Linked DNA regions of Mus musculus: region 1 is linked to region 2. Evidence: chromatin contacts called from ENCODE Hi-C or POLR2A ChIA-PET data. All regions are on one chromosome and are shown on one strand. The core of a region is the stretch at or near the end of the contact, and the rest is flanking DNA. Distances in the headings are between cores, read along the strand shown.

What was found. Hi-C counts contacts between places; a loop is a spot of excess contacts on that map. ChIA-PET counts read pairs that join two places held with the same protein, here RNA polymerase II (POLR2A).
Region 1: a loop to region 2 is called in a map of heart, with 2.7 times the contacts of the local background. The contact joins the promoter of Trnau1ap here to the promoter of Taf12 in region 2. A Hi-C loop is called at or near these places in 3 of 37 maps with a recorded cell type or tissue (T-helper 1 cell, T-helper 2 cell and heart). POLR2A ChIA-PET finds 5 or more read pairs at or near these places in 5 of 5 experiments (Patski and embryonic stem cell).

Annotation. Positions count from the first base shown.
Region 1 is chr4:132,326,615-132,330,938 of GRCm38, forward strand. Trnau1ap (tRNA selenocysteine 1 associated protein 1) reads right to left here and starts at 2,924. Exons shown (of 9, transcript NM_027925.3): 1 at 2,739-2,924; 2 at 1,855-1,952. The coding sequence starts at 2,765.
Region 2 is chr4:132,271,606-132,276,172 of GRCm38, forward strand. Taf12 (TATA-box binding protein associated factor 12) reads left to right here and starts at 2,770. Exons shown (of 6, transcript NM_025579.3): 1 at 2,770-2,882.

The DNA of each region.
Region 1 (4,324 bases), core at 1,674-4,173, 55 kb after region 2:
TACATTAAGCTGGGCAGTGGTGGCGCAACCTTTGATCCCAGCACTCAAGAGTCAGAGGCAGGTGGATTTCTGTAAATTCCAGGCCAGCCTGGTCACAGACCAATTTCAGGACGGCCAGGGCTACACAAAGAACCCCTGTCTTGAAAAGCCAAACAAAACAAAAATTAACAGTCCATATTAGGGCACCTGCCTAGTATACAAAAGGCCACTGATTCTTTGTTCAGTTTTAAGGGGCAGGGGGGTGTCACGGGAAAAGCAAAAGGTTGGCTTTGTACGTTATAAGTCTGGAATTCAGGATGATGGCACCTGCCTGTAGTCAGAACACTTTAGATTCTCAAGTTTAGAAGCTGAGGCTAGAGGACTGCCTCCAGTTCAATGCCAGTCCTGAAAATGAGACCCTGTCTTCTACACTATTTGTTTGAGACAGGTCCTCACTCTGGATTCCTGGCAGTCCCAGAACTCAGTATGTAGGCTGCGTTGGCTTTGAACTCACAGAGATCTACCTACCTCAACTGCTGCCTCCAGAGTGCTGGGATTAAAGGCATGTCCTACCACGTCCAGATCCTAAAATTCTTTAATATCTATATTATTTGAGAAGTCTTTGCTTTTTTTTTTGTTTTGTTTTGTTTTCCGAGACAGGGTTTCTCTGTATTGCCCTGGCTGTCCTGGAACTCACTTTGTAGACCAGGCTGGCCTCGAACTCAGAAATCCACCTGCCTCTGCCTCCCAAGTGCTGGGATTAAAGGTGTGCGCCACCACGCCCGGCTAAATCTTTGCTTTTTTGAGGCAGGGTCTCACTATGTTAGCTCTGGCTTGTTGTGGCCTCCCAATACTGGGGTGAAAGACATGCATGCACTACAACCCAGCAACTATTTGAGAATTCTATGCAATGTTATCATGGATCCAAGGTCTCCAACTCAGGTCAACAGGCTTACGAGGCAAGTGTTTGTACCTGCTGGGTCACCTCACTGTCCATCCCCAAACCTTGTACTTCTGAATGCTCCTAATTTCTTGGCAAGAAAAAAAAGGGGGGAGAGGGAGAGGATTGTGTGTGAGGTCACATATACTCAAAACTATATAAAAGAGATATGGTTCAGCAGTTATGAGTTTTGTACTGCTCTTCCAAGGGACCTCAGTTTGGTATCCAGCAACCACCGAAGGGAATATCACAGAATCTGACACCACTGGCCTCCATAGGCACTGCACTCTTGCATACCCTGCTCCCCACATACATAATAAACAAACATAATCAAATGTAAAAATAAATAAAAACAACAACAGCAACAACAAAAATCAAGAGGGGCTGTAGAGATGGCTCAGTGGTTAAGACTGCTCTTCTAGAGGTCCTGAGTTCAATTCCCAGCAACCACATGGTGGCTCACAACCATCTGTAATGGGATCTGATGCTCTCTTCTGATGTATGTAAAGAAAGTGACAGTGTATAAAATAAATATTTAACAAACAAACAAAAGAGCCAGGATTGCTGGCACACCTTGTGGTTGTGGCACTTGGGAGGCAGCGGCAGGGTTGTCATTACAGCCTACATTACTACAGGAAGACTTTGTTTCAGCGTAGAGCAAAATAAACTAAAGCTAAATGAAACACACAGTAACTTAGCAAAGATCACACAACAGTTTTCAAAAATAGGTTCCAGCATCCTGCCCTGAATCACTGGGATACTCAACACCTGAAATACTCAACGCTTCTGCTCTGTAAGCCACCCTCTGTGGTTCTTTCACTACTGCTAGGGATGGCGAGAAGCTCTTACTCCCGCCATATTTATTCCCTTGAATAACAGTGGCAGCAGGCTCTATTAATCGAGAACTGAACGGAAAGATGAAAAGGGAGGTGTACCCAGTGAGGCGGTTTCGGATAATTTTGACGCTCATCACGGTCTCCCCCATGGTGGCAAAGGCTCTAGAGATGAAGTTCTCATCCATGTAGGGTTCCAGCTGCATAAAAACCAGAGCAGAGAGGAGAGGCTCAGGCCCATGACCCGGAGCCCTGTAAGGGGTGGAGCCCCTCCCACTCTGTCCAGGACCCCCCTCTACAGCACTAGAGAGCCAAGCTTCCTACCACGCAATGGGGAACGGTCCCAACCAACTCCTTTACTTCAAATCGCTCCCCTTGCTGGGAGGCGTGGCACACACCGTTAATCCCAGCACTAGGGAGGCAATGGTAGGTGGAGTCTGTGAGTCTACATAACGAGTTCCAGGACAGACAGAACTATGTGAAGGACCCCATCTCAAAAACAACAAAAGAAAAAACAAAAACAAATAAAATAGCTCCCCTTTATAGAACTCCCTGTGCTTCCAGTCCTAATAACAATTCTTGGGGTTCCTCCCACTCCATCCGCCCAAATCATCCCACTCCAAATCTTTCCAAACTGGAAAGGGGGATTCCAGACCCTCTACCCCATAGAGTCAGCATCTGAGGAATCTTCATTCTGATGCCCAGACTCCACTTTCAAAGACTGGGTGAATAGGTCTCGCTACGAAGCCCAAGCTGGCCTAGAACTCACTATGGAGTCTCGAACTGGTGACGATCTTCCTGCCTCGCCAAGTGCAGGGAGTAAGGCATTGGCCACCACACCCCATCTAGCTTCCCGCTGTCACCAAAACCCTTCCTGTTCACGGCCACCCTTCTGGGATCCGAAGGCCCTCTGCTCTCAGGCCCTTCCTCCCCCTACGACTCGAGACCCTCTTGTTCCCCTCAGAGCAGGGGCGACCCTGACTCACGTCTCCCATCCATAGGCTGGCCGCCATCCCGCACCCGGGCGGGGACCCTGAGGGCCTGTGGCGCGCAACCGCGCCAGTCTGCGCGACCCGGCCCGCCCGGAGCCTAAGCCTGCAGCACCTCCTGCGCACACGCTGCCTCGGCGGCCAGAGCGATCCGGGTTTTCCTCCGACCTGTCCGCCGCTTCCGGCCCCCCCAGGGGGCGTTGCTTCTACGGGCTAGGGAGTGGCTCCACGGGATAGGGGCGTGGCCTCGGCTGGGGCACAGTAGGCCTAGCTGGCACCGGCTCTGAAGAGGGTCTCTGTGGGCGGACTGCCCCGCTCTTTAATAAAACCGCGCAAATGCGTCTATAATTATTGAGTTAAGGTTTGCTCTCTGTAGGGAATACCAAGCATAAGAACGGAAGGACAGCTAGTGACCGAAACCCCTCTGGGAGCGCGGAGGATAAGCTTCCGAGGGACTGTGGAGGAGCCGCGGCCGCACAGTGGTCCTCTTGCCCTGCATCCCAGCGAGGACTTTTTGGAAGATGTAGTGGGATTCTTCATTTTCTTAAAGCCCTGAGGTGGAGAGAACTAAAGGACGGTTCTTGATGGTACACTCAAAGTCCATCGTTTTGTGTGTAGTTGGGGGTGGGGAGAGTCGGCGTCGGCATGGTCTCTGTAATCCTTGTTGACCTGTTTAAGTCTGTCTCTAGTCAGAGATCTACTTGCTTCTGCCTGTTTGTTTAATGAACGCCAGTCTTCTCAAAGCATTCCTTCCTTAACGGCTGAGCTTTGGCTCCAGCCCCACACTTTTTTTTTTTTTTTTTTTTTTTTGCCTTGAGACAAGTTTTCATGTTGGTCCCTGGTACAAGCTATATAATCTAGGCTGGCTGTAAACTCTTGGCAATCTTGCTTCAGCTTCCTAAGTGCTAGTTTTACAAGTGAAGGACACCAACCCTGGCTCCTTCCCCGTTTATTATTCTAATCCAATTCACCAAGACTTTACCACAAAGCACAGACGGACCTTTACAGAACCCTCAGTAAACTTGGTTTTTGAGAGCTCCTAAGGTGGTTGTATCCATGCTTCAACATCCAGTTGGTAGCCAACTTAGCAGAGTGGGAAGGTCCTGTGCGTTCAGATTGGTTCTGACAACCAAGTTCATCCTAAGTCCTTTAACTTAGAAAGTTCCCCAAGCCAAGAACTCAAGTCTGAAAACCAGAGGCCAACTATGAGTATAAATTTCCTGTTCCCTTCTGTTACTGTATGAATGATGCTAAGGCACTGGTGAGATGGCTCAGCAGGTAAAAGTGCATTGCACTGAACCTGACAAACACACATGTACACACAAATGTAAAAAAAAAAAAAAAAAGTTTTTCAGAGACTACAGAATGCTTTGGGTCCCATGGGATTGGAGTTAGTATCGTTGTGTAGCACCATGTGGGTGCTGAGAATTGAACCTGGGTCCTCTCCAAGTGCAACTAGTGCTATTAATCAGATCAGAGCCATCTCTCCACCCTGCAGGGAAGGCTACAACTCAAAAGAAGCCTCTGAAACGGACCAATCAGGACCCCTACCCCCCACCCCCCAGAGTAAGCAATAAAAGCAG
Region 2 (4,567 bases), core at 1,520-4,019:
AACCCTTCACTTGCTATGTAAATAAGCCACATAAACTAACTGGCTGCCCAGAGTGAACTGTGGTGGGATCATGCCTCAGGTTGCAGCTGGGACTGCAAATGTAGACTTTATGTCTCCTCCAAGGAAGGAAGTTTAGCAAGGGTTTCATCAGGTAGCGCAGGCTGAACTTGAGTGCCTGCTGCTTCAGCCTCCAGAGTGCTTTGGTTTTATATATATATATATATATATATATATATACTATAGCTGGCTTCAGACACACAAGAGAGCATCATGTCCTATTACAGATGGTTGTGAGCCACCATGTGGTTGCTGGGAATTGAACTCAGGATCTCTGGAAGAGCAGTCAGTGCTCTTAACCCACTTGAGCCATCCCTCCAGCTCCCAGAGTGCTTTTTAAGATTTAAAAAGTTAAAAAAAAAAAAAAAAGTGTGCATGTTAGCTCTCACTACGCTGCCTGTCTCCAGGGTCCTCTACTCTGAAAGTTGCAGAGATCCCCGTGTTCAGCTCCCAGAGCTTACTGACATCAGCCTGGCCCAGCTTTTCCTCAGGATATTGGGGACGGCATGCAGATCCTTACATTTGCACACCACGTTCCTAACGTTCCTACCCACTCGTGAGCCCTTCCCCCGCCCCTAATGTTCTTACATTAAAAAGAGTGTGTAGAAGAAGCAGATGAATACTTTTGAAACAAACAAACAAAAAAATAGACTGTTGGGCATTACACTTTAATAACGTATGGAGTTCCCTGCCCTTTATAAAGTAGGAGCTACAAAAGAAAGGAGATTCATAAATGGGAAGAGGTGTAGTTGAAACTGGTGAAGCCGGGCGTGGTGGTGCACGCCTTTAATCCCAGCACTTGGGAGGCAGAAACAGGCAGATTTCTGAGTCCGAGGCCAGCCTGGTCTACAGAGTGAGTTCCAGGACAGCCAGGGCTATTCAGAGAAACCCTGTCTGGAAACCCCAAAAAAAAAAAAAAAAAAAAAAAAAAGAAAGAAAGAAAAGAAAAGAAACTGGTGAGGAGCCCAGTGGTGCTACCCTCTGTCCATCAAGGGGCCCTTCTATAATCCAAGTGTTCATTTATCGCCACACACTTTATTTGACACATGCACCTACTGTGGAGCAGTGGCTAGCTTGAAAACCAGGCTGGCCTCAAACTCAGAAACTGACTTGCCTCTGCCTCCCGAGAGTAGGGGCCAATGGTTTGAGCCAAGATACCCATCCACCCTACCCATCCACCCAATGCTTCCTTAAATACAAATTACCATCTCAATCCTCAGTTTTCATGCCTTTCCACTGAACACTGAATAAAATCCACCCCCCATTTCCACCTGTCCCTTCCTGTCCCCTAACCAAACTTCAGCCTTACTGCTCATCTAGTCTTTTTTTTTGTTTGCTTGTTTTTTTGAGACAGGGTTTCTCTGTGTAGCCCTGGCTGTCCTGGAACTCACTCTGTAGACCAGGCTGGCCTCAAACTCAGAAATCTTGCCCATGCCTCCCAAGTGCTGGGATTAAAGGCATGAGCTAGCACTGCCTAGCGCCTGTAAACTCTTAAGGACAATGATGACTGACTTCCCCAACAGGATATACCCAGCACACAGCAAAAAACAAAAACAAAAACAAAAAAACAGTTTAGTACATCCAAGGATGCAAGCACAAAAACTGATTGGCCAAACTCTGAGAACCATGATAGAAAAATAAAGCTGGGGCTTGAGAGGTGGCTTTCTCTCGAACCTGGCAGTCTTGCAGAGGGCCTGGGTCAATGCCAGCAGTCACATGGTGGCTCACAACTATCTGTAACTTCAATTGCAAGGCTTCAGATACCCTCTTCTGACCTCTTTGTGCACCAGGAATGCACATGGTGTACATATATAAATGCAGACAAAACACTTTTCCGCATAAAATAAATCCAAAAAGAAAAATAAGGTTATAAACAGTTTGCCACTTAATGGTTAAGCCCTTGCATCCAGGATTTTGGACCAAGAGGGTGGATGAGCCTAATGGGATGAAGATACAAAGATAGAATGGATTCTTTATGGGCAGGAACCGTTGATAGCTCTGAGATGTCAGACTTCTATACACTCGTTTGCGAGATCTCTATTTTACTAAGAATCCTTGCCGGGGACTGAAACTGCCTGTTGCTTACATGCCTAGCAAAAAAAAAAAAAAAAAAAGTACTCAAATCTCAGGGCTTAGTGGTTTAACAGTTACTGTACCAGCCCGGGCTTTGGAGTAAGAATTTTCAATTCAAGTTGAGAACCTACATCCCTTAGGAATTTCACGTTTCTTCCACTATTACATGACATACTCCAAGTGAGGGACTGAACCAGTCCCTCACAGACAGCTCTCGTCCAAGTGTATGTTGACTACAGATTAACTAATAGGCACAATCAGCTTCTCTAGTCTCCAAGTTCTCGTGCTGGTTGAGAGTCCCATAGTTGGTATCTATGCAGAACTGCGGTCCCATCCTTATAGCACCACAAAGGCACCAACCAAAAATGGCGACTTGGAAGCTCTCCGAGGCCGTCGGTTACCGGTCACGCTCGTGAAAGAGATGAGTCGTAAAGAAACATCTAGGACAGGGATTCACGCCGTGGTAGGGGACGCAGAGTAGACCCACGCCACCAGCAAGCCACACAGAGCAGAAAGCCCGACCTGCCAAGCCAGGCGCTGGGCTCACAGTCCTACCACGTGTTGTAGTACCATCTGCGCCTGCGCTAGTGAGGCGCGCGCCCGGCGGCCGGAAGAGCCGCGCGTTTCCGGGTTGGAGGCGGGGAGCGGTGCCGGAAGTGCTTGGGGAGGGCCGCGCAGTCGGACCGGCTGCTGAGACGAAAGCTTCACTGGGGCAGTCTCCGCATATCATGGGGAGATAGACGCTGCTGCCTGTGAGTCTTGGGCCCTGGCAGTTGAGGACGAAGAGCGGGAGGAGGGTGTCAGGACCCAGACCCACAGCGGGTCAGTGCTGGAAGAACTAGGCTGTGGAAGAGACGGGGCTGAGGAGCCCAGGCTCTTGGGACGGGACTTGAGGGGTTCGGGCTCGCAGAAGCAGCGGCTGTTGGGGACTCGAGCTCTGAATGAGAGACTTAGGAAACGGGGACGGATGTGGATTCTGCAGCATCTGAGGGAAAGCCTTCTGAGAGGGACAGGATGGTGAGGATCCCGCACTTTATAGGAGGCGAGGGTAGGAACGAAACGGGGCGTGAAGACACAGGCTCCAGAGAGGTAAAAGTGGAGCCCGAGAGGACTCGGGCTCCTAAGAGACAGAAGCGGGACAGTAAAGTCCCAGCTCCTAAGGATTCAGAAACCGGGCAGCAAAGACTTGAGGACTGGAGCTAGAGAAGGAGGCAGAGAAGACTTGAATTTGAAAGGGAATCGAAGCGGGCAGTGAGGACTGGGTCTTCTTTGGGGACAAGATCCGGGCTTTCAGACTCAAGAGTTTCTGGAGGGACAGAGATGTAAGGACCCGAGCTCCTAAAAGTGAAGGAACTAGGGGGTCCTTAACGGCTGGGAGATCAGCCTTCAAGGGAGAAAAGTTGAAAAGGTTTAGCGATCTGTTCTCTGTACCCGGAGGATTAGGATATATATATTCGGGGGAAGACTTCTTGGCGCTGCCTATTTGGCTTTTGGCATTTAGGCTTTTTCTTGTGTCCGTTACTTAACCTAGAAAAGCCACATGAAACGTCTTCGTTTTTCTTCATTATTGTGAATCAGATGTGAAGCTGAAAGCAGTTTGAACTCAGTTATATACTTGATAAGTACCTTAAGCCCTGTTCCATTCAGCCCCCGTTGAGCACAGATCTCTATATCACTAGCAAACTGTCATAGATGGAAGGGCAGCAAAAGAACACTTTGAATTCTTTTACATTTAAGAAAAAGAGGATGCAAAGAGGGATTAGGATCACTGTGAGCCAGATTCTTAGGTTATACAGTACTCTACCATGTACATCGAAGAAGAGATGCTTGCTTGAAATTATTTGAATAAATGCTTTTAGAATCTCTACCCTCAAACTCAGAAGGGATTTTTTTCTAACGGATTTTAATATTTTAGTACCTATTATGTATGGCATTGGCATAAATGTTACAAGGGAGGAAACAAACTTTTAAGTGAAAAGTCTTTTATTTATTTTATTTATTTATAAATTTTATTTTTCAATAAGATGTTGAGAAATTCACAAGTAAATGTGGCCTAGAACATTTTCTAGGGATTGCTTTTAGAAGAGTGACTTGGACCCTGTCATTTCCCTTCATAAAGACCCAGGACTGAAACCTACTCAGATGAATCGTGCACAACTTAAGCACTTTGGGCTTTTTGTTCTGTTTTCTTTTGGTTTGTTTGTTTGTTTGTTTGTTTGTTTTCAAGACAGGGTTTTCTGTGTAGCCCTGGCTGTCCTGGAACTCACTGTGTAGACCAGGCTGGCTTCAAAGTCAAGTCCACCTGCCTCTGCCTCGGAGCGTTCGGTTTAAAGGTGTGCACCTCCACCATGAACAACTTAAACACTTTTAAGTATTCCACCCCTTCCTTATCACAGCCCCACAGTTAAGTATGGTTAGTCCTGTTGTCTGTCCAGAG